2 separate regions of the Mus musculus genome follow, and region 2 is linked to region 1. A link is a loop called in an ENCODE intact Hi-C map of the cell type or tissue named here. Cell type or tissue: gastrocnemius. All regions are shown on one strand. Each heading gives the region's core, and the rest is flanking DNA. Links, peaks and the distances in the headings are about the cores only. Region 1 overlaps Arhgap24 (Rho GTPase activating protein 24). Region 2 overlaps Arhgap24 (Rho GTPase activating protein 24).

Region 1 (5,382 bases), core at 230-5,229:
ACAGCCCATGGCCCTGCCTCACAGATTTTCCCCTCCCTTCTGGGCAGTGTTAATTGCTCTCTAACAAGCCTTTACCCACCAGCCTTAGGTCTGTAGACACAGAAATTGCGCTTAAGTGCAGGTCTGATCACATTCCTCTATGCAGACACCTGTCAGAGTCACCTCAGCATGGATTTCAAACTCCTTTGTACTCTGCAGGAAGTCTTTTCCAGCTCGGTCTCTTACCTCTGGGATCTCCTTCCTATTGCTGTAACTAAGTGCCAGAAACGATGAGGTTAAGAGAGGAAAGGACTCCTTTGACTGTTTCAGAGGAGTTAGTCCAGGGCAGTTGGCTTTGTGGCTTCTGGCCAGGGCCATAGCAGAGGAAGTTGCTCACTTGAAGTCAGCTATGAAACAAAAGGATAGGAAGCAGGCAGGAGTATAGAGACCAATCCTTTACCATGCAGGCCTTTGAGAAACTTTGTATCCAAACCATAGCTACCTCTTTGTGTTCCAGCCAGCAATCAAGCTTCTCAAACTGAAGTGTTACCAGTTGATACTGTGTTTCCTTTTGTTTCCTTTTGCTGCAATGGTCTCCCCAAAGTTTCTTGTAAAACCCCTGCTTATGTGTGAGAACCAGGTCAAACTGCCATTTTCTCCATTTAATCTTCCCAGGCTCTTACGGGAGAAAATTATTTTCCCTGTCTCTCCTCCTAACATTTGATTATATCTTTTCCCTGTCGTCCTTATTAACTTCTTGGAGTTACTTGTGAATGGCCTCTCTGTGTGATTCTTATGCAAGGGCTCACATGATACTCAAATTCTGAGATTAAGATGAATGGTTTTTCCAGCAGCGTGGAGTCAAGGCAAGATTCCCATGGTGGTGTTCTGTGTTTACCTTCCCTGAGCCTCCAATTGTTAAATTATAGGGTCTGTTAGCTGTAAGTTAAGTTGTATAGTTTCTATGATCCTAAAGGATGTGTGTGTGTGTGTGTGTGTGTGTGTGTGTGTGTATGTGTGTGTGTGTGGTATGCTACTAATAAATAAGTAAGCAAATAAATAAATAAAAATACTTTGCATTCTCATGTCTCACCAAAGCACAGCAGTTCTTGTAACTAAAATGTTCTTCCTTCAGAGACTCCTGGAGAGGTTTGCATCATTAAAAAAAATATTACTTTATGATTATGAGCATCTTGCATGCATGTGAGTCTGTGTCCATATGCATGCATGGCGCCCACAGATTCCAGAAGAGGATGTTAGATCCCCAGAAAGTTGATTTATAGATGGTTACGTGCCACCAAGTAGATGCTAAGAATCAAACCCGGATCCTCTGGAAGAGCCGCCAGCATTGCTGAATCTTTGTGTCTGCCGGGGGTTCACCTTTTCTGACATCCTTTCCTTAATGCCTTCTCTTCCTCTGACTCTGGTCTCAGAGCACTGTGATGCTCACAGTGTGGACACTTACGAAACAAGTCTTTATCCCTCTTTGTTCCACTCTGTCTTCTTGCTTTCTGCGGAGCTGTTGTACCTTAAGGAGTCGCAGAAAGTAACAAACCCCCCCCCCCCAGTTGGATTACTTTCCTTTTTCCAGGAAGTCTGCAATGAAGCAAAGCTCCCTCACTCATAGGCTAAAACTGTAATCCAGGAGGCTCACACTCCTGTCCAGACATCTTCAGGGAAGCGTGCTCTCATGATGCAGAGATACAGCCCGTGAAGGCTCTGGGCACTTCAGCTCTTCATCTCCTGCTGAACTCCTCTATGCTGCTCCAGCTTAGTGAACACACCTTGGCTTTGTTCCTCATCTCCCCTCCAGCCTCCAGGTTCCCTTCTCCATCATTCACCCAGAGGCAGCTTCGTTCCTGGCAGAGTAAAGGGGGAAAGGGGCCACTTCTGGAGAGGAGGTGCCTTCTGGAGAATCTCGCTGTCTTCAGTAAGTCAGCAGTCTTTAGAAAGTTGAATTGATTCATCCTTTCATGTTGACAGACTTCCTTCTTAGAGCACTGATATATTCTTGGCATTTTATGTAAATGGATGTGACCTGCACATACTCATTTGCATAGGTTACTGGCCCTGTGGGTTTTTTTTTTTTTTTTTTTTTTTTTTGTGACAGAAGCAACACTATGTAAGAGTTTAAAAAAAAAAAAAAGTTAAGCATATTTTCTCCAATGCTATAAAGGCCAGTGACTGGCTCAAGAATTGGTTCCATTGACCCCTTGCTGCCCTCTAGCGGGCAGCTGGTATATCCCCTAGTAGAAGGAAAGAAGTATAGACTGCTAGGTAGAAGCTCTAATCCATTGAGTTCCAAAGATAACTGTGTTATGGGGGTCAGTAAAAACAAAAACAATTTGAAAAGCCAGTTACCATAAGTTCTCCCTCATATGTGGGAGATGAAAAGAAAGAAAACAGAGAGAAGACTGGCAGTAACTTGTCTGCGTCAAGGAGGCTGGCTGAAGCTTACAGAAGCTTACAGACTTACAGCAGTTAACTATACAAAATAGTAAAAGAAACTCCTAGGAGAGGAGTTTAAAGATTCTCTACAGAAAGAAACGATGTTCACACAATGCAAATGATAGCTGCCTCTCGAGGATTATCTCATGCTGTGCCTTCAAGGGGCCTGGGCGGAAATGTGAAACACCAGAGGTACTACTCTGGTAGGACTGATGCACGGGAGGTCTCTGCTCATGCTCTCAAAAAAAAAATGTTACCTATTGAAGGTTAAAACTAAGTAAAAGGTAGTAATGAGAAGGCTTGCTTAGTAAGACCATCTCTAGAGAACCTGTCACTACACAGGATGAATGATGCTCTAAAAATAAGCCAGGAGGCAGGACATTGCTCTTTTCAAAGGTAGTTTAGCCGACAGGCACTGGAACACTCATCAGCCGGCACATAAAGATTGTGCGTAAGGGTCACAGGTTGCTCTGTGGAAGTGCTGGCTTCCAAACAGGACTCAGAAACAGGCACCAGTTCAAAGGCTCGGGTGCTGCTCTGGTGTTACATGAAGTATTTAAAGATCAGGGAGGCTTAGGAGACTTCGGTGTGCCTCGCTATCTGAGAACCTTAAGTACATTGGTATAATTCCCTCCTTAATAAGTGTAGTCATCTGTCTTAGTCAGGGTTTCTATTCCTGCACAAACATCATGACCAAGAAGCAAGTTGGGGAGGAAAGGGTTTATTCGGCTTACATTTCCATACTGCTGTTGATCACCAAAGGATGCAGGACTGGAACTCAAGCAGGTCAGAAAGCAGGAGCTGATGCAGAGGCCATGGAGGGATGTTCTTTACTGGCTTGCCTCATCTGGCTTGCTCAGCTTGCTCTCTTATAGAACCCAAGACTACCAGCCCAGAGATGGTTCCACCCACAAGGGGCCTTTCCCCCTTGGTCACTAATTGAGAAAATGCCTTACAGTTGGATCTCATGGAGGCATTTCCTCAACTGAAGCTCCTTTCTCTGTGGTAACTCCAGCTGTGTCAAGTTGACACAAAACTAGCCAGTACAATTGACCCCTTGTCAACTTGACACACAAACACATCACTAGTAAGCCTCAACCCTTACAATCTTATTCATCCCCAAGATCTAAATAACTTTAAAAGTCCCACAGTCTTTACATATTCTTAAAATTTCAAACTCTTTAAAATGTCCATCTCTTTTAAAATCCAAAGTCTTTTTACAATTAAAAGTCTCTTAACTGTGGGCTCCACTAAAACAGTTTCTTCCTTCAAGAGGGAAAATATCAGGGCACAGTCACAATCAAAAGCAAAAGTCAATCTCTAACCGTCCAATGTCTGGGATCCAACTCACGATCTTCTGGGCTCCTCCAAGGGCTTGGGTCACTTCTCCAGCCAGGCCCTTTGTAGCACACAGGTCATCCTCTAGGCTCCAGATGCCTGTACTCCACTGCTGCTGCTGCTCTTGGTGGTCATCTCATAGTACTGGCATCTCCAAAACACTGCATGACCCCTTGAGTCCTGGGCCTTCAATTGCAACTGAGGCTGCACCTTCACCAATGGCCTTCCATGGCCTCTCACAGTGCCAAGCCTCAGCTGCTTTGTGTGACCCCTTCATGCCTTCAAAACCAGTACCACCTGGGTGACCCTTACATATTACCAAGTCCCGCTGCAGCAGGAGTACAACCTTGGCCATCTCTGGAACACAGCCTCTTTGTGCTTTCAGAAAACACTTCCCAGAAGATGTCACCTCAATGATGCTGGTCTCTTCTTAATCACCGCTAATTTCTTAGCTCCAGCTAACCAGCATCAATAGTCCCAGTAATGCAAAGTTTTTGCTTTGGTAGTTCTGGTATCTTGTTAATCACAGCTGATTCTTCAGCCCCAACTAACCAGAACTACAGAATCTTCACAATCAAAACAGCAATGGCCCTGAAAAGAGTCTTTAATTTTCCCTCTGAAATTTCACAAACCAGAGCTCCATCTTCTGCAGTGTTCTCAACATTATCTTCCAAGCTCCTACACGACATCCGACAGAGCTCTTAACAACGGATGGATCTTCAAGCCCAAAGTTCCAAAGTCCTTCCACAGTCCTCCCCAAAACATGGTCAAATTGTCACAGGAATACCCCACTCTGCTGGTACCAATTTGTCTTAGTCAGGGTTTCTATTCCTGCACAAACATCATGACCAAGAAGCAAGTTGGGGAGGAAAGGGTTTATTCGGCTTACATTTCCATACTGCTGTTGATCACCAAAGGATGCAGGACTGGAACTCAAGCAGGTCAGAAAGCAGGAGCTGATGCAGAGGCCATGGAGGGATGTTCTTTACTGGCTTGCCTCATCTGGCTTGCTCAGCTTGCTCTCTTATAGAACCCAAGACTACCAGCCCAGAGATGGTTCCACCCACAAGGGGCCTTTCCCCCTTGGTCACTAATTGAGAAAATGCCTTACAGTTGGATCTCATGGAGGCATTTCCTCAACTGAAGCTCCTTTCTCTGTGGTAACTCCAGCTGTGTCAAGTTGACACAAAACTAGCCAGTACAATTGACCCCTTGTCAACTTGACACACAAACACATCACTAGTAAGCCTCAACCCTTACAATCTTATTCATCCCCAAGATCTAAATAACTTTAAAAGTCCCACAGTCTTTACATATTCTTAAAATTTCAAACTCTTTAAAATGTCCATCTCTTTTAAAATCCAAAGTCTTTTTACAATTAAAAGTCTCTTAACTGTGGGCTCCACTAAAACAGTTTCTTCCTTCAAGAGGGAAAATATCAGGGCACAGTCACAATCAAAAGCAAAAGTCAATCTCTAACCGTCCAATGTCTGGGATCCAACTCACGATCTTCTGGGCTCCTCCAAGGGCTTGGGTCACTTCTCCAGCCAGGCCCTTTGTAGCACACAGGTCATCCTCTAGGCTCCAGATGCCTGTACTCCACTGCTGCTGCTGCTC
Region 2 (5,382 bases), core at 155-5,154, 170 kb before region 1:
CCTTCCAATAAAAGATACTTGACTGTTTAAAACAACCCTGGTCACTAAACAAATGCTGATACAGGCGTTCCTTCCTTGCTCTCCTGCCTCACCACAGGCTCAAAGTGACAGGACTAATCACAAATGGACTGACCCTCGGATGCTCTGGAATGGACACTAATCAGTTCTTAAAAGTTGATTAGCTTGGATATTCTGTTACAGAAATTAAAAGGTGACTAGCATTCTTCCAACACCCTGGGTCATGGTGGTATACAAGGTCATCTGGTAAAATCCATGACTCCACTCAAGAGGAATCACGGTGTTCATGGGAAATTTATGAGCTCCTATTATAGTCTATTAAAGTCTAAGTTCAAATGTTATGGGAACTAACACGTCAATTCTATTGGGGAAAAACTGCAAGCACATATATCTCACTTTATTATGTATTAAAGAATAAATAGCATAAAATAACTCATTCTTGGGGCAATTTTAGTAGGAAAACTGCTCTGTTTTGAGCATCCACATTGGGTGACTCACAATTTTTCCAGCCCCAGGCTATCCACTGTCTTCTGGTTTCTGCTATTATCTGGCACACATATACATAGAGGGCATTCACGTGTACACAAAATAATTTAGAAAAACAAAGCTTAAAAAAAATCCACTAAGTGTTTGAGGAGAAGAATTTTTATTCTGTAGAGGCTTGTGGTAGACTCACACAAGCCTCTATTTTCCCCTTTTCCTTGAGGAGGACGTAGACCTTCTTTTGCCTAACACAATACCTGGAATGTATTTGAAATTCTTGGATGAAAGTCTTCCTTGCTTTTACACATGTTGGTTAAAACATCCTCTGCATTTGGAGGTGTGAAGTTGACGGTCTTACCTATTTCTGAACACAGCAATCTCTACAAAGGGGTGTGATGGAGGTTTGGAAAGTCCTACTTACTTAAGTCTTCTGTGAATGCCACAGTGCCCAGGATTCTAAACCTCAGAGTGGCTGTGAGGAGTAGCTGGTTTCCAGTGCTTTTTACTCCCAAAAAGGTAGAGAAATTGCACGAAGGTGTAGAAGAAAATAGTCCATGACAGAATCCACATTCCCAAGCTGGATTCCTCAGCCCACATGTGGCTCTTTTAGGAATGTTCCCTGAACAACTTTGATAAAAGTTTGACTGCTTAGAGCAATATATTTTTAATGTGTGGAAACAAGGGGCATTTTAAAGTCACAAAATCAGGCATTCTTAGTGCTTAGGAACTCTGAGATAACCTTGTCAAACTTGCTAATTTTCTGTGAGACCAACGTAGCTTAGGTTGTGTTGTTCATTGCCACCTGTAAATTATCATCAAGCTGAATATAATGCTGTCTGTCTTGGCATTGAGTTTAGGAAAATTCTTACCTGCAAATGTACTTCAGAAGGTTGTAGTTAACCACAGGCAAACTCTTCACTTGTTTCATTAGCTCCTTAACACCCTGAGCACAAACAAGAAGAGACAAACACATGTTATGTTTCGTGTGTTAGTCTTGGAATTAGAGTGAGTCAGAAATAGCCACATGGGCTCTGCTGCTGCTGCAGTTATTTTAATATACTGTACAGTATATTACTTAATATATTGAATCAGTGAACGATCCTGCCCTGCAAATGTTCTACTATCACAACCAGCAGTTTGGACACATTTCCAAAGATGCACCGATACTTTAAGTAGTTCTATAAGTCCAGTCACATATCCCATGATGACATTTCAGTGAAAGACAGTGGCCCAATAGACCATATCATTCAGAGATGCCATGTGGTCACTGTACAATAAACCGGCTGCCTAGAGACACAGTCCTCAGAGCTCTTGTGCAATCTGAAGCTACTATTTTGGAAGCAGTTTTTAAAGTGAAGCTATTTGAACTTTAAAAACTTGGTTTTCGGTTGACTTGAAAACAGACAATAGCTTCATTTGCAATTAAGTTATCTTCAAAAAAACAAACAAACAAAAACAAAAAACCAACACCCCCCCCAAAAAAAAACCAGCATTGATGTAGTGACCATCCTTCACAATTGAACATGCTCAGATCTAGAGAGATATATGCCTGCTGGCAAATACCTCTGCACTGACTTGTCTACATTAGATCATTCAGGAAGAGAAAAATTGGGAGGGCTGATTCGAGAAATTTCACAAAGAATAATTTCTTTGGTTTTGATGATTGTAAAGTGTACTCTAACATATAAAGGACATGGAAAAGTCAGTTGATAAAGGGGTCTGACTTATCCTTCCTTTACATGGTAAGGTATATTTTAGGTTTCACTAGAGAGATGGTCTATGTCACAGCTACACAAGTATTCTCTTGTAGTACAAAGGAGGTTACACTTTGAAAGCACACACTTTCCAACAAACATGGCGGAGATGATTGGATGTCTGTGTGCAGAAGGATGAGGTGGCCCTTCCTCGTGTCATAGGCAAGAACGGACTCCTAACAGCTTGCAGATCTCAACCTGAGCACTGAAGCAAAGCCTTGGGACTAAATGTAGAGCAAATCTGTATGCTCTTCCGGAAACAGACGCTTCTGCAATGGCAGAGGAAGGAAAACGGGTCAGTGAGATTCCACTGAAACGCTACAACAATTGCGGAAGCAATTTTTTTCTTTTTTGATAAAATAGGCATCTGGAAAGTGAAGAGGTAACATATGGAATGGAAGAAACCATTTGCAAATGATTTGTGCCTAAACTGTACTTACAACTCACTAATAATAATAAGACAATTATAGTTGCCTTCCAGACCTGAAGATTCAACCAGCTATAGATTAAAACTACTACAAAAAGCTAGCTACTTCTGTATTGAACATTTCCTAACAGCCCTCAAATTACTATTTGTAAGCCCCTGTGTTGTACTAGTTTCTCTAGAGCTGACCTAAAATATACATTATACATGGGTTATGCAAGTAACACAAAATTTTATGTAAAAGATACAAAACCCACAGGCTTAGCTCTCCTCAGGGACCCCTGGAACCAAGGCCTTTAGGGATTAGGATGTCTGGAATGCAAGTAAAATGTAGTGTGATGTGACTAGATAGTTCTCCAGAGAAAACACAAAAATCATGAAGCAGCAGATAAGAAGATAGTCAGGTGGCCTCTCCTGTGGGAGAGCCTGTGGTACATGAATGTGGTATGTGAAGCTGGGAACAGCACTATCTGCTGGTAAGATTTGAACATCACGTGGGCTCCTAATACAGAGGTTAGTAGCCCAGCCATTCTACCTACCAGATAAGTAAACAAGATCCCTGTAAAATATGTCTAGGCAAACTCGGTGGGTACATGGATATTCATAGGAGCATCATTCGACAGCCAGATAACGGAAGTAAATGATTCTCCCTTGCCTGGTGGATGGATGAAGATGGAATATAATTTGGAATTATAGGAAACAAAATACTGATATATGCTGTGCATAAATGAACTAAGGAGCAGATAGAAGATGGAATCACAAAACAAAGACTACACTGAACACTGAAATGGAAGTGTCTAGAATGGGTAAGTCTATGAGGTAAGAAAATAGATCAGAAGTTTTAAGTGCCAGGAGGAGAAATGGAAGATAATAAGGATGAGGTTTGTTACAGGATAATAAAGATGTAAGTACTCTAATCTTAGATTTTGGTCATTGCTTGCACAACTCAGAGAATATACTCAAAGATACTGCAATATGTACTTTTAACAGTTATATCTCAATTTCTCAAAAAAAAAAAAAGTGTTTTAGCAAAACAAGCAGAGGTACCAGTTGGTACACAGGCCATCTTTTGTGTCATTTATGGGAAGATGGGGTACCTAGGAAACAGGCATCAGCCCTTCCTGGATTAGAAGGCCTGAGACAACAGTGCCATCAGCCATTGGGGAATGGAGAGTGTATTCGTTCAACTCTATCTTCATCTTTAATTGGAAAGAGTCAAATTCAGGAGTGTGGCTGTACATGAAGATCCGATGCGATGTCAACACATAGCACAAGTTAAAACAATTTGAGGATGGGGAAGGGAAGCTTTCAAACTGCAGACAATAAGCCACACCCACAGCCCCAGTCACGTGTTTCCGCAGGCGCGGTATCGACTTACTGCTTCTTCCTCCTTACTGAGCAGCGTGGCGCAGGACAAAAAGTCTTCATACTTTGCATAAGGAACGACGGGCTCTGGAAGTTCTCGGAGATACAATTTCAGCAGGGATGCCACAGTGTGGACGTCGGTGTTGCTGCAGGGACAGAAGTTCGGAGACATTCTTTGGGCATGAGTTTTCATGATGCTATTTATCTTTTCACCATATGTCTACCTAAGAGAATTGCGACAAAGCTGGCAATTGAGTCAGCTGATCGAGTTTTCAGGAAGCACACACTTCTAAGATGCCCAGTAGATGCTACCACAGGACTCAGGAGAGGGACACGGAAGGACGCCAAGCCTTCAGTTTGGCTTGAAAACATTTAAAAGGTCAGGCATTTTTCTAACTTGTGTCGCTGACAAGAAAAAAAAAATGCACCAGTTATGGAAAACAGTAAGAATACATCAGATTGTGAATCCTTACTGCCTGTCTACTCCTATTGTGTTTTATATCAAAGACTTTGGGGCTTAAGAAAGAGGCTTTATTCTAGCCTTCTCGTCATATGCAGATACACAGCAGATACTGCAACCAGAGTGGCCATGATAATAAAAATTGATGACAAACACAGGTAGGTAAGGATGCTGGGAGAGGACCCACTTACTCACTGCTAGCGGGAGTGCAAACTGGTACAGACACTACAGAAATCAGTGTGGAGGATCTTAACAGAACTAGAAAGAGGTTTACCATGTGATCCAGCGATACCGCACTAGGGGATATACCCAGAGGACTCTATATCACACTACAGAGAGAGTTGCTCAGCCAAGTTCTTGCTGTTCTACTCACAATACCCAGGGAATGGAAACAGCCTAGATGTTCAGCTTAGGAATAGATGAGGAAGATGAGCTATATTTACACAATTGGATAGTTTTCCGCTGTTAAGAAACATGCAGTTATGAAGGACGCAAGTAAATAGGTGGAGCTGGAAGCATTGAGAACGTTTGAACAGTAGATGGCGCAAGCACAAAGTAAGATGCAGGAGATGGCCTGTAAATGATTAGAAGCTGCAGGATGGTTCTACTAGCAGATTGTACAGTTCCTGAGTTGTGAACACCCCAGGGAGTAGACATATTTGAGCTGCGAGTAAGGAGGCTGGAGTGGAGCGGGACCAATATTTGATGCCTTCTTTGAGTGAGACTACAGATAACCATCTGGTATGATGACACATATGCACGGCACTTGTTATACAGGAATGATTAAGACAAAAATGGCCAGGTAAATTTGCTCTTCATTCAGTCGGTGACAGGTTGTTAAACCTTTGTTTAAAGCCTAAACCTTAAAGTACAAAACT

Evidence for each region. Peaks named below come from ENCODE experiments on the same cell type or tissue, not always from the same donor. Only the 100,000 strongest peaks of a DNase experiment are listed, where the experiment ranks them.
Region 2: a loop joins it to region 1, with 10 times the contacts of the local background. A loop is called at or near these places in 21 of 42 quality-filtered maps.

What each region holds. Positions count from the first base shown.
Region 1 is chr5:102,700,315-102,705,696 of GRCm38, reverse strand. The region is part of intron 3 of Arhgap24 (Rho GTPase activating protein 24); the gene reads right to left. Among named protein-coding and RNA genes, the nearest start is that of Gm30396, 72 kb to the right of the region's middle. In gastrocnemius, for the core only: a CTCF peak has its summit at 2,209 (motif pointing left); a DNase peak (open chromatin) is centred at 2,198; H3K27ac peaks cover 582 bases.
Region 2 is chr5:102,874,503-102,879,884 of GRCm38, reverse strand. Arhgap24 (Rho GTPase activating protein 24) reads right to left here. Exons shown (of 10, transcript NM_029270.2): 6 at 4,058-4,190; 7 at 1,371-1,444. Among named protein-coding and RNA genes, the nearest start is that of Gm30396, 250 kb to the right of the region's middle. In gastrocnemius, for the core only: a CTCF peak has its summit at 5,042 (motif pointing right); a DNase peak (open chromatin) is centred at 5,062.